Regions from separate parts of the Homo sapiens genome. Here all the other regions are linked to region 2. Evidence: chromatin loops called from intact Hi-C (ENCODE). Cell type or tissue: OCI-LY7. All regions are shown on one strand. Links, peaks and the distances in the headings refer to the core of each region. The heading gives the core; the rest is flanking DNA.

Region 1 (11,177 bases), core at 3,474-8,473, 320 kb before region 2:
TCACCTTCTAAAAGTGTAGAATTGGCTGGGTTTTTAGTGTATTCACAAAGTTGTGCCACATCTCCACTATGTAATTTCAGAACATCTTCATAACCTCCAAAAAGAAATCTATTAGCAGACACTCCCTGTTAACACCATTAGTCTCGGAGTTGGCAGGCCCACCCAGTGGGTTCTGCCGGGAGCCCTCAGGCAAAGACTCCCAGATGCTTGCTGTTGGAAGCCCCTGAAAGGGCATGCATGGGAATGGTGAGTATGGAGGGATACTGGCAGGGCACCTAATGCATCTGCTACATAGGGCTTCGATGTCTGTCTTACAGATCTGCATCTCTCTCCTTGATCTTTCTATAAGCACCTGAGTGTCCCACAGAAAGACCACAAATTCCAAGTGTCCCTAATTGAACTCATCTTTTCCTTGTAACCTGTTCCTCTTCCTATATTTCCAATCTTAGTGCATGGTACCACCGTCTATTTATCCAAGACAGAACCCACTAAGTCAGCCTAAACTCTTTTCCCTTGTTCTCTAGATCTAATTGGTGACCAAGTCCCATCAATTTCATACCATTATGTTTCTTGTATGGTATCTCTTTTCTTCTTTTCCACTGTCTCCTAGTTCAGGCCTTAAATAGCCCTCACCTGGTCCACTGAAATGATGTTCTAAGGTTTCCTACCTCAAATATTCTCTTCTGTTAATTTTAAGAATTGATACATGTGGTGATAGCTGTCTCCCCTCTGCTACCTGATAAGTACTTCCAATATTCATTCACTTCAAGTTTCTCCTCTGTAAGACCTTCCCTGTCCACTCCAGGTCATATGGGAATCATTATTCCTTTCTTTGTGCTCCTGGCATGTTCCTTCATAGCACCTGTGACACTGTATTGCGCAACTATTTATCTTACTAAACCACATGCTTCTGGAGCGCCGAAGCCATAGTTAATTTATCCATATATCCATTGCAGAGTGCCTTGAACAGTATTAATGCTCCACTGACATGGTTGAGTGTTAGAGGTTTGGGAATCATTGCATAGGGTAGAGAATGAAACTATGGGAAGGGATGAAATTTCCCTTAGGGAAGTCCAGGAGCAGGAATTACATTTGTTGAGATCCTACTCCGCTGAAGGAAGCGGGACTTTAGGTTTGGCCCCAGAGACTCTGCACTTTCCACTAATTACATACAGACTGAAGAAGGTCCGTTCTATTTGGCAATTACAAGTTAGTTTGTTAATTCTGATGAGAGAAGTCAGGAGAAGATTGAGGGCCAAAGCCAGACTGCAGTGAATTGATGGGGTAATTTTTAGATGAGAAGAGGACATAGAGAGTACGCTGGTGATTTTCAGATTTTCAGATATCAATAACCCATAAATTTGTTTAAAAATGGAGACTAAGCAAGTTGCCAACTTCTTGTTTTACCAATTAAGAACACTGAAGCAAAGCAACACTTCAGCATCACTAATCATTAGGGAAATGCAAATCAAAACCACAGTGAGATATCTCCTCACATTCATAAGGATAGCTACTGTGAAAAAAAGACAGAAAACAACAGGTGTTAGCAAAGATGTAGGGAGATTGAAACTCTTAGGCACTGTTGGTGGGAATGTGAAATGGTGCAGCTGCTATGGTGATTCCTCAAAAAATTCAAAGTAAGGTTACCATATGATTCGGCAATTCTACTTCTGGGTGTATATCTAAAAGAATCGAAGGCAGGGTCTTGAAGAGATATTTATACACAAATCTCCATAGAAGCATTATTAGGAATAGCCAAAAGGTGGAAGCAACCCAAGTGTCCATCAACAGATGGGTGGATAAGCAAAATGTGGTATACACATAAAACAGAATATTATTCAGCCTTAAAAAGGAAGGAAATTCTGAGACATGCTATACCATGGGTGAACCTTCAAGACATTATGTTAAGTGAAATAAGACAGTTTCAGAAAGACAAATACTGTATAATTCCACTTATGTGAGGTATGTCCTTAGAATAGTCAAATTCACAGAGACAGAAAGAAGAATGGTGGTTGCTAGAGGCTGGGGGGAAGAGAGAATGTAGAGGTATTGTTTAATGGGTGCAGTTTCAGTTTTGCAACATGAAAATAATTCTAGAGGTGGATTGTAGTGATGGTTGCAGAAAAATGTAAATGTGTTTAATGAACTGAATGTATTTAATGTTAAGATGGCAAATTTTATGTTGTATGTATTTTACCACAATGAAACAACAAGAGAGCAAGACAATAAAAGACAAACCCAAGAACCTACAACTGATTATTCCCAAATATGGAGGAAGAATGTAAGATCAAAGATCAGACTTTGATTAAATATAATTGCCTTATTAACAACATTTTAAAAAATGTTCTCCTTTTGCAACAAACTGAGCAAGCATAATCATGGACAGGCATTAATATGGAACTGGCATTTGGGAACTAATGGTGTAGATTACATTAAAAAATGGAAGTGAAGGGAAAGAGTAATAATTAAAGGAGATATCAGGGTCAAGGGAAGATCATTGTCTGCTTGTCGTTAGCCTACTGGTTAGGCTGTACATTACATACTGTAATGAATCAAATATTTCTCCATATTTGTGGCAGGCACTAGGTTTTATAATCATAAGGTATGTGTTTTTAGACACAACATTTTTCAAGAACTTACTATACTACCAGGTGCCTGCCATTTAAGGATTATATTATCATAATTTTTTTACACCTGCAAAGGATATGCTAAAGATGTGTGCATGTGTGTACTATAAAATAATAGTATTCTGTAGCTATCTGCATAATTGAATAAAGATTAACATGTAATTGTAGCACACAGAGAAGTTTTATAATTAGGCTATTGTCTATCCACTTTACCAGGTTTCCCTCATATTTTCAGTCTCTAAAAATCACGAATAGGCCAGGCACAGTGGCTCACACCTATAATCCCAGCACTTTGGGAGGCCGAGACAGAGGATCATCTGAGGTCAGGAGTTCGAGACCAGCCTGACCAACATGGAGAAACCCCATCTCTACTAAAAATACAAAATTAGCTGGGTGTGGTGGCGCATGCCTGTAATCCTAGCTACTCGGGAGGCTGAGGCAGAAGAATCGCTGGAACCTGGGAGGCGGAGGTTGTGGTGAGCTGAGATTGTGCCATTGTACTCCAGCCTGGGCAACAAGAGCGAAACTCCGTCTCAAAAAAAAAAAAAAAATCCTGAATAATAATTGTTACTGCATTCTTTATCTATGGCTCAATCTTTTTTTTTTTTTTGAGATGGAGTCTCGCTCTGTAGCCCAGGCTAGAATGCAGTGGCACGATCTTCGCTCACTACAGCCTCCGTCTCCCAGGTTCAAATGATTCTCCTGCCTCAGCCTCCTGAGTAGATGGGATTATAGGCATGCGCCATTACACCCGGCTAATTTTTATATTTTTGGAAGAGACGGGGGTCTCACCATTTTAGCCACGCTGGTCTTGAACTCCTGACCTCAAATGATCCGCCTGCCTCGGTCTCCCAAAGTTCTGGGATTACAGGTGTAAGCCACCATGCCTGGCCTATGGCTTTGTCTTTAATGTCATTTATTTCCTGTCTGAGACATTAGTTTGTTTCTCTAATTGATGGTCATTTTCTCTAATCAAAGAATAGAATCAAGAGAAGACCATTTTGCCTCAGAGTGGAATGAAGATGTACAGTTCTCTTATGGCCCCTCCTTTTTGCTTATGAAATTTCCTTTTGGTCCCCTTTCTAAAATTACTACTGTGCTTCTTCCTGATTGTAATACAGATCTAACACTGTTAGAAGGAAATTTTTTGGAGGACGAAACAAAGATATTATAAAAGGCAATTAATCTCTTTTCCTTTCTCACAGAGCTGTAAATTCAAACTTTAGTGTTCTGCATAATAGGTATGTGATTTACTGAGGGAAGACCATAAAAGATCAAGGTTTGGGCAGTAACAGAAGGGGATTAGTCTTACTAAAATTCTATGCTAAGTAATTTAATCTTCTTTTTTAGGGAAATTTAGATATACTCTTGGCCTGGTGCTACTAATCATGAGCTCTGTTGAAATGCTTTCCCAAACATTAAAATTGAGGATGGATTAGTTCATCTAATTTACTATAATCTGAACAATAGCATATATGTGAACCGTAGTGTTGAAAGGATTTTTTATGATCACAATCTGTACTAAGTATTACTAAAACATTCAAAATACTTTGTGAATGTTTTCACGTATAAAAATAAAACGAACAGCATAAATTCATTCTAAATTTAAGCAAAAGTTAGATATTTATAGGAGCATATGTAGTTTTAGGGCCGAATTTGAGTTATGGTGTTACGTTGCAACTTTCTACTGTTATTATTGTTAATAGCTATGTGTGGCATAGCCAACTTGTTTTTTAAATAACTGTTGCTATTTTCTGTGAATGTGTCATTTTTATTTGCTTAATTAATGTTCTATTTTGGACCCTGTGGAAAGAGGTTTTAGAGCCTTTCTTCCTCTTACTTGACACTGATGGGCCTAAGCTGAGTCTTAAAAGCAAACTTTTTCGTGTTGTTTGTTTGGTAAGACTTGAAAATTACTCTTAGAATGACTGTTCTTTCATGAAAAGCCAGAAAGAGACTAATTAACAAGCACAATTAACATTATAAGATTGAGAGAAAGGATGCTTTTTCAGTTGTCTGATAACAGTCTGTGTAGCCTGATCAGTAGGAAAATATCACAATTTCATATCTTTAAAACATGGATAAGTAGAATATAACACTGCAGAAAATCCACAAATGACCCCAGAGCAAAAGACAACTGAGTGGCTTCGTCTTGACTTTAGGTTATATTAGTTTACATTTTGGCATTTAATTTTTTTGAAAAAAATTTCCCTTTCCCCCTTCTACTAATAGATATGATATTAGATATATGATTAAAGGAGACAAAAATACAAAAATGAATATTGTACTTAAAATCTAGAGATAAAATACTTTCAATGGTATCTGATTTTAACTTCAGTAAAAGCTTTCCTCAGCTTATTGAAAGTTAGATTTTAATAGCTACTTAAATTTTCTCCTCTGAAACTATAAAAGCCTGTAGGGTAGAGTAAAAGTACACTGCCTGCAAATGAATCAGCTTTGCATGGCTTTGAACAGATGACTTAACCTTGTACCTTAACTTTTTTATCATTAACAATGAGGATAATAACAATAATAATATCTCTCATCATACTTATTTATAGAATTAGGTCTTAAAAACACATTATTGACACACTTAACATCTCTGATCATATTTTTAACCTACACCATAAAAATTTAGTAACTCTGAATGAAAAATTCTTGAACTAACAGCTTTTTACCTTTCATGTTCTATCATTAATATGTTGCAGAAGGCCGGGTGCGGTGGCTCATACCTGTAATTTCAGCACTTTGGGAGGCCAAGGTGGGTGGATTGCTTGAAGTTAGGAGATCGAGATCAGCCTGGCTAACATGGTGAAACCCTGTCTCTACTAAAAATACAAAAATTAGCTTGGTGTGGTGTTGCACGCACACCTGTAGTCCCAGCTGCTCAAGAGGCTAATGTGTGAGAATCACTTGAATCCTGGAGGCGGAGGTTGCGCTGAGCCAAGATCGTGCAGCAGTCTGGGTGCTGGGTGTAGCACTATGCTACAGCCTGGGTGACAGAGCAAGAAACTGTCTCAAAAAAAAAAAAATATATATATATATGAAATTGGTGCTTTATCTTATCTGATCCCACAAGATGGAAAAATTAAACATAGATGAAATTTTTTGAATAAAATGTCAACATGTATGCCTCTATAAATATACAGACTTAAACATTATATGCATGGATGCTTCCTGTAACGATCAGTTGTTTGTAACTTCACATCATAGGCAGTTTAGGTACTGTGTAGATCAGTGCTGTCTATTCTGTGAGCTGTAAAGAATGAATTTTGTGTGTGAGTCTTTGTCTTTTGCTGGGCTAGGTGCCAGAGCTCCGGCATTGGAAGGTGGTTGACTTGCAGATTGGTGAGAAGAATTTACTGACAACAGTATAGGTTTGAAAAGGAAAGTTTTACTAGATAGAAAGAAAGCTGCAAAAGAATGCAGCAGGGCACCTCAGCAAGGGAGGAATTGTGGTGGATTTTCCCTTAGGCGTGTTTATGAACCTTAAAGCGGGAGTTTAATGGTAATTTGGACCCTATTAGCCACATAGGTCATGATAAATGGTTAAATTTGTAGGCATTTTGGTGCCTTGATGTCAGCAAGTGTTGCACAATGAGTTTCAACATACATACATTCTGCAGATGTATGGAAATTCTAGTTACTTATAAATTTTTGAGAAAGAAGCCTGGAACCAGATGCCCGCTTTAGATAACAGGGAAGTCTAATTACTTCTAAATTCCTCAGACGAGGAGTTTTTTCCTCTGGATGGCTGGCTTGACGGTCACCAGGTGACCTCCACTCTCTTCATCTTTGATTCTACTTCTCATCTCCTTGAGTGCACTGAAATTTCTTACTAGAGATTCATTTCTTTGGACCTTGAACACTTTTGGTTTTCAGAGCTCTCAGAGAAAAACTGATCAAAAGTATGATAAATTATTAAATGGATAAAAGGAATTTTGTTTGAGGGGCATAATTAGTGTTTGTGAAAGGAATCAGGGTTTATGGGGACTGTTCCTCTGTCCTTCTTCGAGAGGACAGCGCATGTTATTTAATAGGACTGGGAAGTGAGAAGGCCAGAAAACCAAAGAAGAGGAACGTTTTTTTTCTCCTAGCTTTTATTGCCACCTTCACCCGACCTCTGATCTGGTGAAAGAAGTTGGGAATATTTACAGGAAATCTGGATTCCTGAGATTTCTAAGGAACACTAAAAATCTGACACTGGACTGCAGAGGCAAATATTTTAATTTTTCACTCTGCTATCGAAAGAGGTGGCGGACAGATTCAAACAAGAATATAATGTAGGACTCTTTACATTCTGTGACTATTAAAGGAACAAAAGGCAGGGTGCTTCAGTACTAGACTTGCATGGGGCCAGAAAGTTGGGGGGTTTGAATTTAAGCTGCCTACTTCATAATTTGTCTAAGGCTGGGCCACTTTCCCAATCTTTTTTGCTATTATCCTCAGGGCCTTATGAAATAACTACAATGCAACATGACTATTAATGTTATAGTTAATCTGATTATATGATTTTTGCTGATGTATTTCTCAAAGTGTGTGACTTCATGCAATGATTCTCAGCCGTGGCTGCACGTTAGAATCACCTGGGGAGCTTTTAAGCGATCTGACGCCCAGACCACACACCAGGCTAATCATATCAGAATCTCTGGGGGTGGAAGTCAGACATCACCATTTTCTAAAAAAGGCTTTCTAGATAATTTCCATGTGTAGCTACAGTTGTAAGCATTGGTTTAATGTATTATCATCTGTCTCTCTCAAGTAGAATGGTTTTAACATAGTGATTCTCTAATGTTTTGGTCTCAGAACTCCTTGCATTAGTAACAGTAATTGAGGACCACAAATAGCTTTCATTTATGTGGACCATGTCTATCAATATTTATTGTATTGAAAATTAGAACAGGCATTTTACAAATACTTAATTATGGATTTATTTTAAAAGAATAAAGTCATTGCATCTAAAGACACATGTTTTATGAAAAAATACATTTTCCAAAGTAAAAAGAGTTTAGTGAGAAGATTGGCATTTAAAAAAATCTCTTTAATTTCTGACTTTTTAGATGACAACTGGATTCCCATATTTGCTTATGCATTCCACCTGTTGTGATATATTATTTTGGCTGAAGTACATGAAGAAAATTTGACCCCACACGGACATGTAGTAGGAAAAAGGAAGAGTATTTTAATAGCCTCTTCAGATAACTGTGGATAATCTCCTTCATTATTAAATCAAAACATAACAAATGATAGTGTCATAAAAGGTACAACTTAAAATCTGCTTCTAAATACATGTTTTTATTCCATTACATTAAAATCCACTGGGTGTCTCTTATACTTTGAGTGGAACTTTTCTTTGTGACTTTGTAACATGATGAATTGAACATTTGGAAAATATTGCTTCACTGAGTTATGCAGATATTCCAAATGTTGAGCATTTCATTATATATAATAAATAATCACATTTGTTAAAATCACCAATTTTGTCATAAAAGTTGTTGCATATCAGGAAACTATCAAGCTTATGGTAGCAGATACAAGTTATCCAAAATTCCAATTTTTACTGCAAAGATCCAGTTTTATCACTGGCAACAAACAGTGTCAGTTATTTTCCTTCAAGGGATAGGCGCACTTTATTCATCTTCAAATGTCTGCCAAATATCCAAGTCTGAATAATCATAATTTATCAGTCATTGTTCTTTCAATTAAATTGGAATTTCATGAAAAAAGTAGCAAGTTCACTATGCTTCTCTCTCTCTCTCTTTTTCTTTTTTTGAGACTGTCTCTCTCTGTCACACAGGCTGGAGTGCAGTGGTGTGATCTCTGCTCACTGCAAACTCTGTTTCCCAGGTTCAAGTGATTCTCCTTCCTCAGTCTCTGGAGTAGCTGTGACTACAGGCACCTGCCACCATTCCCAGCTAATTTTTGTATTTTTAGTAGAGATGGGGGTTTTATCCTGTTGGCCAGGCTGGTCTTGAACTCCTAACCTCAAGTGATCCACCTGCTTTGTCCTCCCAAAATGTTGGGATTACAGATGTGAGCCACTGCGGCCCACTATACTTCTGAAACAACGGTACAAATGCTTTTCTTTGAGACAATTGCCCTTTGGTGTGCAGCAGAAGTGTTTGATTTCTACGTCTTATTTTCCCATGTGAGTATAAAGAGCTGCATACTCTCAATTTGTGCTTCCAGTTAAGATGGAACTGGATTTGTCATCCCACCTAAAATATATTAAAAATGACATTCACAATGGATTGGATAAAGAAAACGTCACACACACACACACACACACACACACACACACGCACACACACACACACACCCTGGAATACTACCAGCAATTAAAAATAACAAAATTTTGTCTTTTGTAACAACATGGATGGAACTGGAGGCCATTATCTTTAGTGAAACAGCTCAACTAGCACATGTTCTCACTTATAAGTGGAAGCTAAATAATGTGTACACAATGACATGAAGAGCTGAATAATAGACATTGGAGACTTGGAAGGGTGGGAGGGTAGGAGGGATGAGAAATTACCTGATGGGTAAATGTATACTATGTTTTCAGGTGATGCTTACACTAAAAGCCCAGACTTGTCCACTATGCAGTATATCCATGTACCAAAACTGCTCCTGTACTCTCTAAGTGTATAAAAATTTTTAAAATGATGCTTAAATATTGGAAAAGAGGTATCACAGGAAAGTGGTGAGAAAAGGGAAAATGAAATGAGATGAGCCTGATGTTTTCTCCAGCTTACTGCTTTGAGAGTTTCCAGGATGCAGTGCAGGTAGGAGGAGTCCACACAGAGCTGGTGGTCTCCATGAGATGAAAACGCAGACGTGAGGAGCTCTCTCTCCTCCTGTACTCTGTCCTGCTAGATTTAAAATCTAGCTTCATGGAGAGACAGCTTCAGAAGGCAGTAAAACAACAATTTTATTACTTCATCAATGACATTCTTAAGTGAAACTGGCTCTTTTTCTTTTCTTTTATCGTCCTCTTCTTTTTTTTTTTCTTTATGCGTGGCAGTGAAAAATACTAAGATGGCTGGGTATGGTGGCTTACGTCTGCAATCCCAGCACTTTGGGAGGCCGAGGCAGGTAGATCACCTGAGGTCAGGAGTTCGAGACCAGTCTGACCAACATGGTGAAACCCTGTCTCTACTAAAAATACAAAAATTAGCAGGGTATGGTGGTGCATGCCTGTAATCCCATCTCCTCAGGAGGCTGAGATAGGAGAATCGCTTGAACCTGGGAGGCAGAGGTTGTAGTGAGCCGAGATGGCACCATGGCACTCTAGCCTGGGAAATAAGAGTGAAACTCCTTCCAAAAAGAAAGAAAGAAAGAAAAACACAATGACTACAAGTATAGATTTTCCTCCTCAATAGTACAGTTTTGTGTCCTGTATTGACAGTTGCTAAGGTGCCAGCATTTTTACCCATCATTGCTTTTGCAACATCAGTGCAAAGTCTATACAGTAGAAAAAATGAATCTTGTTTTGGTATTATTATAAAAGTTGATTTGACTTTGGAGACAGCCAAGAGGGTCTTGGGGAATCCCCAGTATCCATGGACCACACTTTTGAAAACTATTGTTTTAATAGAACCTTCTGGTCATTACTACTTTGATCTAATGGCGCCACTTTAAAGGTGGGACTGGGTGTAGGAACATCCTGCCATGGCAGCTTCATGGAGAAGATCTGTTTTGGCAATTGGGTCCTTCATTTCCTTCACATCACAGTATGGAATCTATACTATAATGGAGGTAAAAATTTCTCCACTTGAGAACAGTGTTATCACTGTATATACAACACATTTTTTCCATGATGAAAAACAGGGTCTGAAACTTTAATTAAAATGGAAAAGTCATTAGTTATCTTCCATGGGAAGAGTTTGAAGAAAGGAAAAGTTGAAGTAGGGCAAAAATAGCAGATATAAGGTATTTCTAAACGTTTCCCAAATGAAGGAAGAGAGAAAAGAATGAGCGAAGGAAAGGAAAAGGGTATTTAGTGTGTAAGACACTAGAAAAGATATGCATAAGGAATGAAGTGATACATACATAGTGGTGTTGGATTTGTAGATTCTTGGAAAGTTGGCAGAAAAGCTTACATGTAAAAAAAAAACCAATGTATTGAAATCAGTCTCACTAGCTATGTGGAATGTTTTAGATTTGTACCAGATACAATACGTTTGTGGTGGATACAGGAGATGCGCTGCCCAGATCTGCCCCCAGGGAAGGACCCTGCTCCAGCTGTTGGAGGCCGGCTGGCCCACAGCCTCTAGCAGTCAAGCTCTTTTGGCTGGAAAGCCGCTTGCAGGAAATCACTCCATGGAGGTGCAGAGATAAGGCCCCAGACATTTTGGCCCAGTATGGGACAACTTTGACCGTCTTTTTCAGCTTCAGGACTCCCATGGAGTTGGGTGAGGTTGTTGGGCCCGCTTTGCTGCTAACTTCTCCCTCTGTTCTCTCCTGTTCCCCTTCTTCCTCCCACAGGGGTTTGTCCCAAGGGCACTCCCTAATACACATCCTGCATGTTAAACTCTTGTCTCAGAGTCT
Region 2 (8,979 bases), core at 499-5,498:
ATCTCAGAAGAGAAACATTTGTAGTCGGAAAGGAAAGTGAGAAAATTCAACAGGTGGGAGAGGATGCAGGAGGAGCTGCTGGCCAGGGCATGAGCGAGGAGGGAAGTGCAGGCAGGTGGAATCGCCTGGGCCCGTGAGGACAGCAACTTGTGCAAGGGTGACTAGTGACACACACAGATAACCTTTGATGATGGAATGGGCCTATATGCCATGACTTGAAATCCCATCCCTCCTCATCATTTTAAGAAGACACCTGGGGCCGGGCATGGTGGCTCAAGCCTGTAATCCCAGCACTTTGGGAGGCCGAGGCGGGCAGATCACAAGATCAGGAGATAAAGACCATCCTGGCTAACACGGTGAAACCCCGTCTCTACTAAAAATACAAAAAATTAGCCGGGCCTGGTGGCAGGCGCCTGTAGTCCCAGCTACTTGGGAGGCTGAGGCAGGAGAATGGCATGAACCCGGGAGGCGGAGCTTGCAGTGAGCCAAGATCGTGCCACTGCACTCCAGCCTGGGTGACAGAGCAAGACTCCCTCTCAAAAAAAAAAAAAAAAAAAAAAAAAAAGAAAATAGAAGACACCTGGGTTCCAGGAGACTGCTGGTGAATGACCAACACATCAGAACAGTCAGCATGAGTCAGGGGAACCCCAGGGCTTTGCGTTCTGCCCAGAAGGAAGAAGGATCTGCTTGGAGGAAGGGATGCTGGGAAAAGAGAAAAGGAGGAGCTAAACAGGAAAGGCTTACAGGCCGGAAGCGAATTACCAGACTACAACTAGGGAGCGGGCCCTCCTGGGTGTTCCACAACCCAGATGAGAGAATTTTAGCTTTCTGTCTCAGTCAAAACTCTCAACACCAGCATTAACCTGTGGGCACTGAGCCATCTGAGGGTGCTGAGCACATTCACTCGTGTCTGTCCTTTCCTCATCTTGAACCCCTTTCCTGCAACCAAGGGTCAAGTCATGTGGTCACCCAGGCTGGAGTGCAGTGGCATGATCACAGCTCACTGCAGCATCGAAACCCTGGGCTCAAGCCATCCTCCTGCCCCAGCATCCTGAGTAGCTGAGACTACAGGTGCACAACACCATTCCCAGCTAATTAAAAACAATTTTTTTTTTTTTTAGAACAAGGGGTCTTGCCATGTTGCCCAGGCTGGTCTTGAACTCCTGGCCTCAAGTGATCCTCCTGCCTCAGCTTCCCGAGCAGCTAGGCTTACAGATGAGCCTCACCATGCCTGGCTCTCTAGTTTTCTTGCATTTCTCTACTCCCACTATCTTACCTAAATCTTAAAAGACAGACAAAGGTTCTTATAGTTAGCCCTTTCTCAAAAACCTTGACCCTGAAATTTGAACTTCCCACAATTATTCCTGGTTTCTTTCTAGTTCCACAAACTTTCTCCTAGTTCTTGGATCATGGTTTGTTCCTCTTTCCCTTCATAGATAACACTGGAGATAACATTCATCTCAGAAGTTAGATTCCTTTAAAAACAAATGCTCTAGTTCCTGGGGCACTAGAGAGAAAAGATTTGCCAACAAAAGGGTCCAGCTTGCCAGTCAGTCATGTGGCAGGTCAGAGAGAACACATGTGGCAGGCAGACAGGTGGGCACAGTGCTGCTGAGAACGGACATGCTCCCTTACAGGTTGTGTGAGAAATCCAAGAGTTTCAATACACAAAAGGACCGGAGAGGAAGCTACGGCCCTGGTTTTTATAAGGAAGGAAGAGAGCCGGGTTGCACTAGGCTAGACAATTCTAGTTTCTTGTGACTGACTGAAGCGTAAATGACAGTGATAATGATAGAAATAATCACAGCAGTAATAAATAATTTGGTTAAGAAAAAAACTGAAGCGGTGCTTTGCTTCATTTCTTACCATCTTTTTGGCAAACAGAATGATGCTGAAAATATCAAAACAGGGCAGCAGCCAGGAGGAAGGGAAAATCAAGCGGTTTTAAAAAATGACAGACAGAAAAATCAGCTCCTAAGTTACTTAGAGTTGATGCACTGGCAACTTACAGGACTCTGAAAAGAACCAAGGAGTTGGGATATTTTTAAAATTCCATTTATTTTAAAGGAATGTTTGGTTTGCCTACTAATTGTTTTTAGATTAATTCTTAGTGGAGAGAAAAAGTAAAAAAAAAAAAAAATTGCATCCTGCAAAACAGGTTGCAGTGTTAATTTAAAACACACATGTATAAAAATGGGCAGGTGGGTTGAGGGGTGCTACTGCCCCCAGGGACCTGCGGCTCTGTTCTTTTCTCCTCCTTGCAGGAAGTGAGCCTGCATCCGACTTCCCCTTTCTGGCTCGGTTGTCACATCCTTCAGGGACATTCCAGCTTCTGATCACTTTTCGCTTTGCCTCAGCACAGTCGCACTATGCGGCCAGTCACGGCACCACTGCACTACTGCACCATCTGAGCCCCATGCCAGAGTATCCAGCGACTCCTCCTGCATGTTGGAACCAACAGTCCTAGGGGAGGATGATGACTCGGCCAAGTACCCTCCGCCGCCTCCCTACCCCCAACCATCTGTGGGCTATGTCTCTCTGCTGCCAACCAGAAGATAATAATTCCACTGTGCCAAGCGCCCAGAACATGATCCTAGGCTCCACATTTAGAAGGGATAAAGGCTACCTGGAACATGTCCCCGCATGTTCAGAGGGAGGCAAATGGGAGGAAGTGAAGGAGCTCGATTAGGACATGTGAGAAGAGGCTGAAGGAATAGAGCAGCTTAAAGAGAACTCATAGAAAGAGAAAACTAATCTTAAGGGATCTGAAGGATTCATTTAATTGTAATGAAAAGGAATTAACTTGTTCTGGGAGGCCCTAGAGCTACCAAGCAGAAACTACAAGGAAAGATTTTGGCTCCTCCAAGTAACAGCTCAGGTTTCTCAAAAGATGGAATGGGCTGGGGTGGGGAGGGGACAGCAAGTATGGCCATGGGATGAAGCTCTCACAGAGGGGAGGGCGGTTACCCTGCGCCTCCCTGACAGTGCGTGAAGGGAGGTGTTCACGTTCCCATTTATTCTGAGTTTCCTGTATGGGAACACGATCACTGCCAATTTCCTTGTAGTCCCATGTCACTTTTCCATAGAAAAACGCACACGGACTTTCCCTTGAAGAAGCTTTCTCTTTGAACACGGCAGTCTTCTTACTAATATAGAAATGACCAGCCAATCTTTGGGATCAGAAACACTAAAATATTACTACAATGTGGACGCTCATGTCAATCCTTTTACAAACCTCTGTAGGAGTGCTTCTCTGAATAATTTTAAAATTGAAGGGGAAAAAAACCCCATAGTGTTAGATTTTCATTTAAGTTCAATGCTGAATTTCTAAGGCGGAAATCAGTGTAACCAGAAGCACCCAGTAACCCGAAGGGGATGCTTTTCATATTTTCAGTCTGTTTAACTCCACCCATTTGAGAAGATAAGAAGATGCCTTTTCTATTTTTAGATTCTTACCCTCTCCCCATATCATCTAAACTGAGGACATAGCTCTAAGCTTCAAGACTATGAAACTCTATTAGCTGGCTCCCCAGCTGCTGAGCTCTGTTATGCAAATGAACTTAGCCAGAACGAGCAGGCGGTATTTTAAAGACCCATTCAAAGTCTGATACATCTCACCTTCCATTATTTTAAAGGACTTTCATTTGTGATTCAGCTACAGCTTGAATTTATTGTTCTTTTACAACCCTGATTATATACAGACCCACAAATACCATATGTGAGACTCAGTGCTAATTTGTGTACACGTCTCATTTTTATGGGATCTAATTTGAAAGATCTCTTAGAAGCAAAATTGGAAGACAGAAGGTCCACCTCACATAGCACCAAGTCTGCACTTTTGAACAGAGGCCATTAGGACCTTTTTTCCTATAAAAATGAGTTACTGGGGAAGACTCAATGTGGACATAGAACTCTGGCAGTTACAACAAGGCAGGAGGAGGGCAAGTCCTCTCATGCCTGGTTCATTTATCAGGACGTGTTGTACATGGCACCAGGGCTGGTCAGAAGCACCCAGGCAGGCACTCTAGTTTCATGGATGTGAATCTCTGATAAGGCCATTGCTGTGAACTGCTCACGTGTTTCCATAACTAATGGATCTGACTTGGTCTGTGATGCTGCAAGGACAATATCAATACAGGAAGAGAACTTGACTCTGAAGTTTTCAGCAGTATTCAGCCAGGATATTCATTCTAATCTCTGCTCAAAAGCAAGGAACTTGCTCTCAGTTGCTCACAAAATATTAATATTTAAGTCAGCAATTATTCTATGCAGTACTCCAGTTCTGGTAATGGTAATTTCAAATGATCCCAAATAATAAGCTGACACTGTCCAGAAATTCAGATTATGGTCATTTAACCCATACTACCTTGGAGGGCAAAGTTCCTAGCCATTTGCCTTTAGGCCACATTCTCAAGTTCTCTGATGGGGTAAAGGGACAAATACAGGACTTCCATGCTATTCTGCCACCCTGCTAGGGCTGTCTACAATAATCCACGTTCCTTGGATGGGCTGAAACATGGCTTTTCTGTATGATACCAGCACTGGCTATATGTGGAATCTGGTAGTCGTCATTCTACTCTCAATCTACTTCCACTACCAACATCCTTGCGTTATTTGTATATGTGTTACTACAAATATATTTGTTGAATGATTTCCCTCTAACTAGGCTGAAAGCTCTTCTGTGGGCATGAGCTTATTCATCTTTTGCCTCCCACAACACATGGCCCACAGTGAACTTCAAATTCACAAGTGTTAAATCCATAACCCCTGCTAGACTTTCCATCATGAGAGCCAGGTTGACTTGCTCCCGGGGGCCAAACCCTAGAGCAAGTCTACAGAGGCTCTCTGGAAAGTGACAAATCTGAAATGCTTTGTTCTCTAAATAATTTACACCTGTGAAGAGTACTAGCTAGCATGAGTGCTTTCTGTGGGCCAGGCAGGCATGTAATGCTCAGAGCATACCTCTTAGGAAGCAGTCTTAGATGAAGCCTGTGTCTCCAGTCAATCACCCAAAATGTGGAGGAGCTAGGATTCCAGCCATAGCTGCATTCTGTAGCCACTGCCGATTTGATAACTCAAGGACTGCCAACCTGAAGACTATGTATCTTGAAGTCTGACAGCACCAAGAGGAAATGACACACCAAGAGCGCAACACGGATGAGAGGTGGAGATGCTAACCTGACCTTGTCAGAAGCCAAAAATGAGAAGAAGGGTCCTAGACACTGGTCCCTCCATCTCTAACTCACTAGGACTTTTCAGTATTTTTGCTATTGTCAACAAGAATCTCAAAAGGAATTTGACTTGTGGTAAACGTCAAAAGATTTGAATTGTAAAGTAACAAAGCCCCCCCCCCACCCCCCGCCCCCCGCCATCCTCGAGGAGAAAAACAAACATCCTGTTCTTAGAAAATCGTGTTAAGTGCTGTTCATTCTTTTCCCAGAGGAAGCCCATTGCATGCGACAGTGAACAATCACAGGCTTTCACTGGGGACAATAGCTCCCTAGCTTCCTAACTGACACTTCATTTCCCTCCTAACCTGAAACTAAGAACCTTGTGTTCCCTACATGGAAAGCTCTCCCACCTTCTTACCATCAGCCTCTATTCACAACATCCTCTGAGACCTGCTCCAGATGCACTTCCTTCCTGGAGGAAGTCTACTCGAATGCACCTCACGTAATCCAACCTTGCTACTGCTTTGCTTAGGGGTTTTCTTAGGGGTTGTGGAGGGCTTGTATTATGTGATTTGTTGTTTTCCTGTTTTGTGGTTTTAATGCCTGATATTTCCAGGTGGCTGGTGAGCTCAAAAAGAATAAAGTAAGCAAAAGGGCTATACATGAGTGTTCCTGTTGGGAAAACTCTCCTCCTTTTTATGCTGAATCACTTACAGAGCCTCCTCTTGAGCTGGGGACACAGAAGGCCCTCAAATCTTACTGAATAAGCTCTTCTAGTTTTCTTTCTGACCATCCCTTAAGTCAAGGGTCTACAAGCTACAGGCCGGCCAAATCCGGCCCCCTGCCTGTTTTTATAGATAAAGTTTTATTAGAACACACCTATGCCTATTCATTTATGTACTGTCTACAGCTCAGTGGGGTTCTCAACTGAGGGTGATATTTGTTCCCTATGCGATATTTGGCAATGTCTGGGAATATTGTGGGTTTTCGTGACTGGGGGTGGTGTGCTCCTGGCATCTAGTGGGTAGAAGCCAGGAATGCTGCTAAACATCCTACAGTGTACAGGACAACTCCCCAAAGCAAAGAATTATCTGGCCTCAAATCTCAGTAGTGCTGAAGTTGAGAAATCCCAGTAAAGGTGCTTTTGCTCTATCAGGTCAGAGTTGAGTAGCCTGTGACAGAGACTGTATGTTGCTCTCAAAGCCCAAAGTATTAACTGAGCCCTTACAGAAGAAGTCTGAACCCCTGTCTTAAATGTTGGCATTTTCATAGGGTTGGATGGCTGCTGCCCATCCCCCACTCCTCAACAATTCCCCCGGCAATCACATACCACCTCTAGGGATAACTTCCAAGTCAGTACCTTCAACCCACATGCATCTACTTAAGTCCAGACCAGTGCTACTCAAAGTGGGTTCATACAGTCCATGATGAGATAAGAACAGAAGTTGGAAGCAAGATCTTTTTGACATTGCCTTAACATCAAGCATGTGACCAACAGATTTTTTTCTTACTGAATAGGCTATTGACAAGTTTGGGAGCTGTATGCTGTTGAGCTTGCATGGCGGTTGTGTGTGGCCCAAGCTCCATATTCCTTGTGCACAGTAGTATTGTACAATGGATTGGAAATGGAAACAAACAAAAAGACAGTGGCCCTTCCCAGAGAGTTTGAAAAGCATTGATTGGCCTTTCCCTTCCCTTATATTCCAGACTTCTCTACTTTGCTTCCCTTGTCCCATATAATACTCATAAACCTTGCCCCAAATGGGATTTGCCATCTTTCTTCCCCCTGCCTGCCTTAGGCATCTGCCTTCCAAACTATGCTTTCCTGGTAAATGGCAGAAGTCACTCAATTCCAAAACCCAGCTATCATCCCAGCACTTCTCCCCGCCTCCATCTCTACATCAAGTCCTATAGTCCTATCAGTCTGTCTGGACTGTCTCTCCTCATTCATCCCTGCTCCATCAGCCTTACTCCTGGCCCCCATGATCTTTCTCCTGCACAAGGACATTTGCCTTTCACCTACCTCCCTGCCTCCCCGGTCCTTCCACCTTATCTTCCAATCTACACCAGAGTGAGGTACCTAGAATCCTCATGTAACCTTATCACTCTCTGCTTTAAAACCTTTCAAGGGTTTTAAGGCTACAGCTTGGAGATAAGATAAAATAGCTTGTGAAGCCCACTTCAGCAATCTGGGGGGCCTGCCACACTTGCAACTGAATCTCCTGCCAGTTCCCCATGGCATCCTAAGCTCCCATAGCGTCCTGTGTACACCTCAAACCTAGCAACTATCACACTGGATTATTACCACTACTTATTTAACTCTTCCCCAATCAGGCTATAATCTGGGAGAGAGAACGGAGATCTTATTCATAGCAGGTATTGAAAAAAATGTTGAATGGATAAACAAATGAGAAAGCTTGAAAGACATTGCTGTGCCTCTTCCTCTTTAACCCTGCCTGCTCTATTGAAAATGCAAGATGGAATCTATGATTCTTACAGAAGAAAACAAACATGTAACAAGAAGCTGTCTCCTCTTTTCTTGTGGCAAAGGCTTTCATTTTTCCATCTGTAAGCCATTTTAACCTTCCCCTATCCATGCAGGGTAATAATTTAACAGTGTATCAATGCAAGCCAGAGTAATTCTACAGGACCATACAGATCTTTGGCAAATATACAGATAAAAAATATAGATCTTAAGGCAAATATTTGTGGACATGCTGTTTGAAAGAGATATGACTCCTATCCCTGAATGCAATGTGCAAATAGTGTCTTAGGTAAGACTCAAAGAAAATTTGACAATACAGTCCTCTGAATTCAAACTCAGTGACTCTACTTAAATCAAACTTAAAGAATGAGGCCCTGGAGAAACAATGAACTTGCTCTTTTCTCTTTTCAAAAGGAGATGTGTTAAGGGAGAACTTGGCTCATTTGGCCTAAAATGTACAAGGAAACCTCAAGAAACTACAATGGACAGTCTATAGAAAAGGGTTGTTTGGAAGATCAATGTGTGACTGGCACAGATCAGATATGTGGGGAAAAATAAACCTATCAAAACATTTGCCAAACCAAACCAAATGAAACACCGACTGTACGGGCCAACGAAACTGCTATCTCACTGCTGTTCCTGGCCTGAGCGGGGGAAGAGCTGGACCAAAACTATGAGCCAGCCCTGTAAGACGCAGAAGCCCTGATACACTGGGTACCAGTTACCTTCATGTAAAATGGAGATAATCATCCCAAACTTTATAATAACCACAGGTGTTAGAGCTGAGTGTTAAAATCTACAGTGCTATGTAAACACAAGGCATTATCTTTTCCCCAAATGAGACCAGACTATCTACTGAAATACAGAGTGGAGGGGAAACTATTCTCATTGCCAAAATAAACACTTCTATTTTCTCCTTAAATTTCGCCTGTACCACTCATTAATAAAATTGTTGCAGATGAGGCTAAAATGGTTCCTATTGATCCTGTGGACAGTCTCCACAGTTGGAAGGGATTCCTACCACCAGCTTGATTAGAAGTTAATTCCCCTGTCAATGGGACATAGGGCTGGGGCTATCTTCTCATTCACACCTACATGCATCGGTTATCTTCAGTTGGGGCTCTTCCAGCCTTAGGAACAAATGAAACGTCCCGGAGTTGGGAAAATTACAACAACTGCTATATAGGTCAGATAAAAGTGGTGTTTTCATACCAACTTGGGATCTCTTACAGTAGCCCCTGACCTTAAGACATAAATAAATACAAACAATCTAACATTTTTTTTCTCCTAAATTCTCTGTTGACCCACTTACTTTATCTTATG
Region 3 (11,177 bases), core at 3,127-8,126, 110 kb before region 2:
ACACCTACTACATTGCTAAAAATACAAGAAAGTAGAAAAAAAAGATTCAGATCTGCATTTCATACCATGTCTCAAAATACAGCCTATGTGAATTCATTATTACTTTAAAAACTGTAACAAATCTAGACTAGAATATTTTAAATCTGAGGATTAGGACAGCTTTTAAATTAAAAAGTCATAGAAGAGATAACATAGGAAAAGAAAAATGTTTTCATTATGTAGAAATATAAAACATAAACAGCTTATGCAATTAAGAGGAAAAACTGGTAAAAATAATTGGCAATATGTGTGACAAATAAGTGCTTAATTTCTTTACCAAATAGAGGTCATTTAAATTCATAAGAAAAATTGCTAAAACTAACTAGACAGAAGGCATAAACACACAATTTGCAAAAGAGAAAAATCAAATGGCAAATAAACATGGAAAAATGTTCAGCCTCATTAAGTGATAAGAATTAAAATGAGGTATAATTTTACCTTCCAAATTATCAAAGATTTAATCATTTTGAAGACTAATGATACCGATGAGAGAGAAAGCAGAGGAAAGCAGTTTGGTAATATTTGTCAGGAGCTTTAAAATGTCAGTATCCGTTGGCCCTGTAATTTGATTTCCAGAAATTATCCTGAGAAAATAATACAAAGCAAGCAAATGTTTTGCATTTTTTGCAGAATATTGGCAATCATAAAAAAATTACAAACGACTAAGAAATTAGGCAATAGTTGAATAAATTATAGCATCTCTACATCAAGGAATATTATGCCAATACGATTCTTTCTGTGAGCAGTTTTTAATAATATGGGAAAATGCTTATATTGTAAGGCTAAGCAAAAGGATAATATTATGTAAGTATTTGCAATATGCTTTACAAAAAAGACTAGAGGGAGAGTCATCAAAATATTATCAAAAAATTGTCGTCAGTGCCAGAGACAATATCGCTCTACTTTGGACCATGTTGGATAAACCCAGCCAAATCCTTATTCTCTGGCTCTGTTTTCTCTCGACACCATGTGGCTTGCCACCCTTCTGTTAACTCATAATTTCCTCCATCAGATGATAATAAATTTAATTTGATCGCCTCTTTCTTTCCATTAGTGATATCAGCAGGTAACCTTGATTATGTGTGAGACATTTTGGCTTCTTAATCAGTTTTGAGACTCTCTTTAGATTTTTTTAAAAAAACACATTTGCAAACTTTATTTGGATGAAGTTCTTCAGCAGATTACATTTTATTTTTAAGTTGGTTCTACTAGCTTTAGTTTTACAGACTATCACCCTCTCGATTGTTCCCCAAATTCTGGGGTTGTATTTATTTGGAGAAAATATATTGCTTTGTGCTGACTACACCACCTGTTATCTCTTGTTCCCCCTACTCACCCACACAAGCTTGATTTTTCCTTGTATTGGCTATCATGTTGAATTTGGCTATTTGGAGGGCTACAAGTGTGGGAGGAAATTTTCAAGCAATATGACCTAGTTTAGAAATCTGACTTTCCAATCAGAAAGGCAGGTGGGAAGATACCCTTGCTGTTTGCTCATGACATGCCATGGAATACATCACTTATCTTTTCCAAGACATTTCCTCTCCTAAGTGACATAGGTAGGGATCATGGATACATAAGACCTGCCTCTATTTCCCTGATCCTAATAGGAAAGAGGTTAGTTTGGCATGTCTTTTTCTTCGGAAACTCTTGCTGATTTCTGGCACTGTGTCCTTTCTGAGTGCTCATAAACTTCTGTTTATGGATCCTGTTTACTAACATTTACCAGGTTAGTTACTAAGATGCAATAGTACTTTTTCCTTGTTTTTGAAAGTCAGGACATCTGCTCATCTTCGCTTTGTTCTTCATGTCTTACTCTTCAGGATTTCTCAGGGTTATCAAAATCACACCTGAGTGTTATTTTAGCCTACTGAAATGGAATTAACCTGGGTGTAGAAAACTGATTCCATTTAGCATGATTAGGTGCTTCCTTTCAAATTTACCTTGCATCTAGGTCTTCAGTTCCCTACTAATTATGTTTGTTCGCTCTGTCAGATGGAAGATCATTCTTGATGGAAAAGATAAAGCCAAAGTGAATGAAGTAATTGTCTTCTTACGTAATCTGTTTACATTAAAATATATTCTCTAGTAGATTGAAGACCTATTATGTTCTTCTTAATCTAAACATAGTTTGACGTTTTCTAGAACTCTTAGCTACTTAATGCTTCTCAGAGATTTGTGACAACTTTTTTCTGTGACCTTAGACAATTTACTTAACCTTGATTTTCTTATCTTTAAGAAGGAAATAATAATAGTGTTTTACATAATCAAGTGATTATGAAGAATGAATGAGTCAATATTTGTGAAAGGCTTTGAGAGTAAGCACCACCTATTTGTTAAATGATTATTCTTAAAAAAATAATATCTGTGTTCCTTAGAGAACCCTTGTCTCCATTTTGTATATACCATCTCTTATGTTCAGTCATTATAATTATCATAATGGAATGATCAGAATTTATTTCTTCATTAGTGAATGCTATAGAGTAGCCTCAGGTGTTTATGAAGCACATAAAATGTATTTAATCGTTTGGTGCATTCCTCAGTAAACTCTTTAAATTGTTTAATCACTTTAATTGTAGCTCACTAAATCCTCAATGGTGTTTATGAATTATAACTTTTGAAAATGTTTTTATAATCTTCATTTGGTCTGGCTTTTGAATACATTGTCTTAAAATTTTTTTTTTAAATAAGTGATACCATTCTCATTCTTAGAGAAAACAATAATGTTTAGTATAAGGCTTTTAAAAATCTTCCCCACTGATATATATTTGAATTGTAACAGAATGATTTCACTTTTATTCCCTAGGTTGTATATGATTTATAGCCCTTATTTACAAAGTGATTAGTAAGTTTATGTGCTAGAAAGTTCTGATTTTTTCTGATTAAGTAATATCAATCAATTTCAACTTTTATGTGAAGCATATTTCTTGTCTGACTTTCAGAAACTGTTTATGTGTTCCAAACTTTCATTCTTCTATGCTAGTTTTCCAACCCTGATTAAATAACTTTATTTAATAACCAGCTTTGGTCCCTTTATTATCAACTTAGAAAAATAAGCTAAAATGTATATATTTAGCATTTATATATTTATAATGTAATACCTACATGTCTAAATACAGAAATACACATTTTGTCTCTTTTTCCTTTACAGGATATGTAAAACTCAATGCTTGTTCTATAGAAGAATGCATAAAATTTTTAGTGATTTAGAAAATGTATGTTTTCTTGAAGCCCTTCAGGTAGAATTTGGCCAAATAAAGAATAGAGTATCACATAAACTACTTAGGAAATGAATCATTCGGCTCTATAAAAGTAAGGGAGATATGTCTAATTCTAGTCAGGATGATGACATGGGGCAAAATGTGCCTCTTTCTGCTGTCATTTCAAACCCATCCGAGTGAGCCAGAAAGGGAAGTGTTAACCGCACTTAATACTTAATGCTGACTGCATGCTCATGGTCTCTATGGAGAATTCCTGCAAAAGCGATCCAGGAGCACATTTAAAGTCCTCCTTTTCTTGCTCTATTCTACCTCTCTAGTCTTATGTTCTGAGACCTCCCTGCAGGGGCCTGACATTTTGGCTAAATTATTTCCTACTTTCTAAATCTATTCCCATGCCTGCTGCTATCCATAACTTAATCAACAATGAAGCTTTACTAACTAGCACACTAATGTCAAAATTTTTTTTTAATTGGTGAAACTGGTGACTTGTTAATTAGCATAACAAATGATGGAAAAGGGGGCTTACTGGTGAAATTAAAAGTATTCAATATATGTAGATTGGCTAAAATACTTTAAAGACACTGTCTCTACCCTTGCATGAATAGAGTTTCAGAATCTGGCAAGGTTTGTCCTGTCCCCTTTGAGATGGTGCCAAAGGCTTGCTCCATAATTGTTTCTGTATCCAGCCATTGGTTTCAGATAGGGTTTCTCAACCTCAGCACTATTGACATTTTGGGCAAGATAATCGTTTGTTGCAAGGGTGTTGTCCTGTGCCTTGTAGGATGTTTAACAGCATTTCTGGCCTCTACCCACTATACACCAGTAGCATACTGCCTTTTTCTCCCCATGACAATGAAAAATGTTTCCAGACATTGCCAAATATCCCCTGGGAGCAAAGTCACCCCAGTTGAAAACCACTTGTTTAAGAGGATTTCTGCTTGAATAATCCTGACTAGAAGAAATAGAATCCTGCCTAGGGTGTGTGGCCATCTTCCTGCAGGAATGTGTCACACAGGGATGGAGAACCTAAAGGATAGCTGTCACTTCCCAAGTTGCAGAGTAGGTCATCTGATTAGTTTGTGTCTGCTATATTTATGGATTCTTATGTAGACCATCTCTGTCTGGCATACTAGATCTGAGCCTTGATTTAATTATAACCTACTAGTGAGGTTGATGGTAGCTAGCCAACCCTCTCCACCACAGACTTCTTTGGTGGCTTCTGTGATTTACCATAAAAAAAAAAAAAACTAAGAGTGTGGACCAAATTGGCTTTGGCTGATTCACCAAAGACTCAATATCCACACAAGAAGTAGACAGGCACTACTTTATTGGAAAGAAATCTTAGTGGAGGTATGCTGGGCCATGGAGAGCCAATCCATGATGTGTTGAGATTTAGTAAACCCCATTCTCACCCACAAGAAGTAAAGGCAGTACAAGGGGACTCCCAGTGGTTTCCTCCAGACCAGGGACTGCACCAATCCAAACTTCGTAGACTCTGCAGATTTGGTAACTTTCCAACTGTATTAGTCCATTTTCATGCTGCTGATAAAGACATACCCCAGCCTGGAAAATTTACAAAAGAAAGAGGTTTATTGGACTTACAATTCCATGTGGCTGAGACGGCCTCACAATCATGGTGGAATGTGAAAGGCACATCTCACATGGTAGCAGACAAGTGAAAAGAGAGCTTGTGTAGGGGAACTCCTCTTTTTTTTTTTTTTTTTGAGACAGAGTCTTGCTCTGTCGCCCAGGCTAGAGTGCAGCGGCACGATCTCAGCTCACTGCAAGCTTCGTGGGAACTCCTCTTTTTAAAACCATCAGATCTCTTGAGACTTATTCACTGTCATGAGAGTAGCATGGGAAAGACTTGCCTCCATGATTCAATTACCTCCCATTGGTTCCTTCCCACAACATGTGGGAATTCAAGATGAGATTTGGGTGGGGACACAGCCAAACCATAACATTCCACCCCTGGCCTCTCCCAAATCTCATGTCCTCACATTTTAAAACCATTCATGCCTTCCCAACAGTCCCCCAAATTCTTAACTCATTTTAGTATTAACTCAAAAGTCCACAGTTCAAAGTCTCATCCGAGACAAGGCAAGTCCCTTCCACCTGTGAGTCTGTTAACTCAAATGCAAGTTAGTTACTTCCTAGATACAATGGGGGTATGGGCATTGGATAAATACAGCCATTCTAAATAGGAGACATTGGCCAAAACAAAGGGGCCACAGGCCCCATGCAAGTCTGAAATCCAGCAGGACAGTCAAACCTTAAAGCCCCAAAATGATGTCGTTTGACTCCATGTCTCACATCCAGGTTAAGCTGGTGCAAGAGGTGGGTTCCCATGGTCTTGGGCAGCTCCACTCCTGTGGCTTTGCAGGGTACAGCCTCCCTCCCTGCGGCTTTCTTGGGCTGGCATTGAGTGTCTGCGGCTTTTCCTGGCACATGGTGCAAGCTTTCGTGGATCTACCATTCTGGGGTCTGGAGGACAGTGGCCCACTTCTCACAGCTCCACTAGGTGGTGCCCCAGTAGGGACTCTGTATGGGGACTCCAACCCGACATTTCCCTTCTGTACTGCCCTAGCAGAGGTTCTCCATGACAGCCTTGCCCCTGCAGCAAACTTCTGCCTGGGCATCCAGGTGTTTCCATACGTCTTCTGAAATCTAGGTGGAGGTTCTCAAACCTCAGTTCTTGACTTCTGTGTACCTGCAGGCTCAACACCACATGGAAGCTGCCAATGCTTGGGGCTTCCACCCTCTGAAGCAACAGCCCAAGTTGTACCTTGGGCCGTTTTAGCCATAACTGGGGTGGCTGGGATGCAGGGCATCAAGTCCCTAGACTACACAAAACAGAAGGACCCTGGGCCTGGCCCATGAAACCATATTTTCCTCCTAAACCTCCAGGCGTGTGATGGGAGGGGCTGCCGCAAAGGTCTCCGACATGCCTTGGAGGCCTTTTTTCCATTGTCTCAGTGATTAACATTCAGCTCCTTGTTACTTATGCAAATTTCTGCAGCTGGCTTGAATTTCTCCTCAGAAAATGGGATTTTCTTTTCTATTGCATTGTCAGGCTGCAAATTTTCCAAACTTTTATGCTCTGTTTCCCTTTTAAAACTGAATGCCCTCAACAGCACCTAAGTCACCTCTTGAGTGCTTTGCTCCTTTGTAGGGACATGGATGAAATTGGAAATCATCATTCTCAGTAAACTATCACAAGAACAAAAAACCAAACACCGCATATTCTCACTCATAGGTGGGAATTGAACAATGAGGTCACATGGACACAGGAAGGGGAATATCACACTCTGGGGACTGTTGTGGGGTGGGGGGAGGGGGGAGGGATAGCATCGGGAGATATACCTAATGCTAGATGAGGAGTTAGTGGGTGCAGCGCACCAGCATGGCACATGTATACATATGTAACTAACCTGCACAATGTGCACATGTACCCTAAAACTTAAAGTATAATAAAAAAAAAAAAAAAAAGAAATTTCTTCCACTAGATACCCTAAATCATCTCTCTCAAGTTCATAAGTTCCACAAATCTCTAGGGCGGAGCAAAACGCCACCAGTCTCTTTGCTAAAACATAACAATAGTCACTTTTGCTCCAGTTCCTAATAAGTTCCTCATCTCCATCTGAGGCCACCTCAGCCTGAACCTTATTGTTCATATCACTATCAGCATTTTTGTCAAAGCTGTTCAACGAGTCTCTAGGAAGTTCCAAACTTTCCCACATTTTCCTGTCTTCTGAGCCCTCCAAACTGTTCCAGTCTCTGCCTGTTACCCAGTTCCAAAGTCACTCCCACATTTTTGGGCATCTTTTCAGCAGTGCCCCACTCTACTGGTACCAATTTACCATTTTAGTCCGTTTTCATGCTGCTGATAAAGACATTCCCGAGACTGGCAATTTACAAAAGAAGGAGATTTATTGGACTTATGGTTCCATGTGGCTGGGAAGGCCTCACAGTCATGGTGGAAGGTGAAAGACACGTTTCACATGGCAGCAGACAAGAGAAAAGAGAGCTTGTGCAGAGGAACTCCTCTTTTTAAAACCATCAGATCTCATGAGACTTATTCACTATCATGAGAATAGCATGGGAAAGGCTTGCCCCCATGATTCAATTACCTCCCACCAAGTCCCTCCCACAACACGTGGGAATTCAAGATGAGATTTGGGTGGGGACACAGCCAAACCATATCACCAATACTAGTTAATGGAAAGGACCTGTGTCTTTGAACAGGGCAAAGGGTTCTGGGAGCCAGTTGGCTGCGATTTGTAACCAGGAACAAGAGGAAAAGAATCCAAGGGAGAAGAGCTGCTGGGGCAGCAACAGAGAACTGAGCCCAGCTGAGAAAGGAAAAAATGCCAGAGTCCTCCTGTGCCTCCCCTCTAATTCTCCTCTGCCACACTTGGGATGGGCTCAGTATCTCCAAGTTCAGTGCTCAAGCAGACTGAGATGCCAGTTTCCAGTTCTGGCAGGTTCTCCCAGTCCAAACCCCCATCACATTTCCTGGGTGATGAAGGCTGAAGGACAAGGGAGGGGACAGCCTCAGCACTTCCCCCAAGCCATCTGCCACTTGCTCGAGCTTCTCTCATTATCTGCTGGGTAGAGATGAGGGGCAAACTGAGGTGGGGCCGATCTGCCTCTCTGTATACCCTAGAGGATGAATCTGGACCTTCAAAGTTGATTGTTCTCTGTAGAAAGTAAGGTCGTTAGCACTTCTTGGTACTTACTCAGCTTTAGGCCTAAGTTATGGATTTTAAAATAGCAGTTACATCCCATTCAACATCCTATTACAAAAATATCAGAGCAAAAGCTGAAATTCTCCTTCTTCACACATACTCCCCAATCTTACCTCCTTTACTTAACTTTCTTTTCTAAAAAGCTTTGAAAGAACTAAACAATGCAGAAAGTAACATAGCAGGCACTGTTGTACCAATTACCCACTACTACTCAGAATGACCAAATGTAGCATATTTTCCCATTTTCTCCCAATGTTCAAAATAAAAGGAATATAACATTATAGAGAAAGTTGAAATCTCTTTGTTCATCCCAAACCGCGTCATATACCTCTTCCTGAAGGTAATTACTGTCATGAAGTTGCTATGTATCCTTTATTTTTTTAACTATGCATTAATTAACCAGCAAACCGTACATATCATTTATTTATATAAGTTATATGCTATGTGTTTTGTTCTGCAAATTTATTTTTACTCGTTGCCATGCTTTTGAGATCTTTGTTAATTAAAAAACCTCATTCATTTTAACTTCTATGTAGTAATCTATTGTATTAATATTCCAAATTTTGTTTAAGTGTTCCCTTTTGATGGACAATTAGATTATTTGTAATTATCATTGTTACTGTTATAAGCAAAGGTACAGTGAACATATTTATCTACATGACCCTGAACACACATGCGAGATTTCCTCTAGGACATACAGCTAAAAGAGAAATTATTTGGCCAGATACATGGCCAATTGATTTCTATATTTCAGTAGAAAACTTGTCTTGAATAGGAGTTGTGTGTGTGTGTGTCCTATTTCCACATGACCCATCTGGGTCCCCTGTGGTGAATAAGGTCTCCCACTGGTGACTTGAGGTTCTCCTGCAGATCCTATTTGTGAGCCATTGGGCATCTTAGCTCAATTCATGGTGGGCTGACTGTCCATGTTTCCTTCAGCCACCCTGGACGGCAGCTGTGTGCCGGGTGAGTTAGAGGATGAATTGCAGCTCTATAATGATCTGTTTTCATTATCAGAGGAGTCCTTCTCAACTCTCGTTTCTCGCTGACTGCTTCTCCTTTCCATAGCCTGACTTGAGTTCTTGCCTGCTTTGACCATGAGAACTGAAAATTGAGGACTAGTAAGTATAAGCCCTTCCTGGGGCTCCTATCACATGGCATGTGCCCATTGGAATGGTAAAATTGAGGACAAATGTAAAACAAAACAAAACAACAAAACAAAACAAAACAAAACCTTTCTCCAGCACTAACAGCTGGTGGGCTTAAGAATTATTCAGGTTAAGTTGAATTGACTTCAAGTTTGAGCTGACTTGGTCTGTGAAGTTGTATGGACTTCTAATCACCAGAAATCCTCAGCTCTGCCTCAGTCTAAAATTACCGAGTCCCTTCCTTTGAGTCAAGAAGATAAGTCAAACTATTCTAGAAAAGCCACCATCCCTCTAGGACCTCATGTATTAATGTAGGGTATGGGCTGGGCTGCTGACTCAAACAATATATTCCTCTCCTGTGCAATAAGGCAAGTGGAAGCTTTTCCCCATGGGTTAATCCAGTCACATAATTTCTTCTATTGCATCCTCCCCTCACCACCTCTGTGGAGCACCAAGTCTCTATTCCAGCTCACACACACAGGAAATGGCAAAAAAAGAAGTGGGGAGTGAAAGCTTTCTTTGAAAAATGAGATGTGAAAGTTGCACATATCTCTTCTGCTTCTATCTGTTTGCCAAAATTTAGTTATAAGGCCACCCCTTCATGCAAGGGATGCTGTGAAATGTACATTTAGCTGGGTAGCAACTGTCCTGCTAAAATCCAGTGGGAAGAGTGCTCCCTTATTAAAACGAAGAAGGGGAAAACGTATCTTGGGAATATTTAGCAATCTCTGCCTCATCTGGCACTATATTTTGATACCTGCACAGGTAAGAAAAATCCACTCACGTAATACGAAGTCAAACCATAACCTATCTACATATTTAGATCTATCTATCTACAACTATCTATAGTTCATCAATTCTAACACACGTTTTACACCATAGCAGCTCAGCTCTCAAACTGGAATGTCTCTTCACAGTTGATGGTGTCTTATGGTCTCTGCCAGCCAGAAAGCAGTAATGGTGTGGTTGTCATTGCCTGCACATTCATAAACTTAGCCATTTAAAGGATAAGCTCTCCACAGGTGCGAAAAAACCCCAAACATTTAAGACCATTTGAGAAAGGAATGTGAGTGTTGGCCTTGCCTTGTAATCTTCTGTTGACACCTGAAAAAAATCAAGGATGTTCCAGCATCAAAAGTTGCAGAATGGGTGTCAGCTTCTTGGAAGAAAATTCCAGAGAAAAGAGAGGAATCCTCAGAAGAAATGCATCACCAATGCTCTTGATAGCATGAGGAACAGAAATACACAGAAAAATTATAAACTTTAATGATTCTGAGTTGAAAAATAAATTATAAGACTTTGAATGTAGATATGTAGAATTCTCTATTTAGTGTATGTTTTAGCATGATATATGCTAAAAGTCTATTCTAAATAAGCCCAAAAGAGCTTTAAGCAATATGAAAACATCGAGGCTATCAAAATATTATCCCAAACTTGGAAATAGACAAGAGAGATTTATTTTTAGTGCAGTGCTAGGTTTGATTTTCTATTTGGCTATTTTATAATTTTATAGAGGTAGAGTTTAGATTGTAGATTTAGTCCAGTAGAAATGCAAATCATTTCTATCCCATGAAATGGATAAGCCCAATGATATGGCTATAGCTTTGTCTGATATTAATCAGATTTTTGCTTTGTTTTCTTCAAATTTAACCCAACAATCTAGTAAATCACCTATATATACACCCAACTTCTCAAATCCCATTTGGACTCGTTTAATATTATGCTTGTTCTCTTAATAATTAGCAAGTTGAATAAAATCTTTGATGTGCTTACTTTAAGTTTGCATGAGAGTTTTCTTCTTCCTTTAACAAATCATAGGACACTTGGCAGCATTTCTTTAGTGATGCAGAAAATAATGGCATGACTTGCAATTGATGGCATGCTAAGTTCGATGGATTATGGTATTGCTGCTGCCTCAATTTCTATTTCATCAGCAAGCTAGTGAAAAGGAAATTAGGGTGACCAAATCACAAATGTTGTAGGCATGACATCTCAAAATGTTTTGATGAAGCTTTAGTCTG

What was found. A loop is a pair of places that touch in the nucleus more often than their neighbours do. Peaks named below come from ENCODE experiments on the same cell type or tissue, not always from the same donor. Only the 100,000 strongest peaks of a DNase experiment are listed, where the experiment ranks them.
Region 1: a loop joins it to region 2, with 4 times the contacts of the local background. A loop is called at or near these places in 2 of 110 quality-filtered maps.
Region 3: a loop joins it to region 2, with 2.2 times the contacts of the local background. A loop is called at or near these places in 8 of 110 quality-filtered maps.

Annotation. Positions count from the first base shown.
Region 1 is chr2:37,331,883-37,343,059 of GRCh38, forward strand. LOC124907754 (a long non-coding RNA gene) reads right to left here. Exons shown (of 2, transcript XR_007086284.1): 2 at 7,534-8,845. Among named protein-coding and RNA genes, the nearest start is that of QPCT, 7.2 kb to the right of the region's middle. In OCI-LY7, for the core only: no CTCF peak of the experiment used is centred there; DNase peaks (open chromatin) are centred at 5,539, 5,850 and 7,249; H3K4me3 peaks cover 3,989 bases; H3K27ac peaks cover 4,154 bases.
Region 2 is chr2:37,651,637-37,660,615 of GRCh38, forward strand. All of the region lies in intron 1 of CDC42EP3 (CDC42 effector protein 3), which reads right to left. Among named protein-coding and RNA genes, the nearest start is that of CDC42EP3, 16 kb to the right of the region's middle. RefSeq lists enhancers at 624-813, 2,436-2,645, 3,313-3,372, 4,770-4,889, 5,336-5,841. In OCI-LY7, for the core only: no CTCF peak of the experiment used is centred there; DNase peaks (open chromatin) are centred at 625, 2,285, 3,495, 5,155 and 1 weaker place; H3K4me3 peaks cover 4,888 bases; H3K27ac peaks cover 4,929 bases.
Region 3 is chr2:37,540,751-37,551,927 of GRCh38, forward strand. No RefSeq gene overlaps it. Among named protein-coding and RNA genes, the nearest start is that of LINC03063, 16 kb to the right of the region's middle. In OCI-LY7, for the core only: a CTCF peak has its summit at 5,770 (motif pointing right); a DNase peak (open chromatin) is centred at 5,811.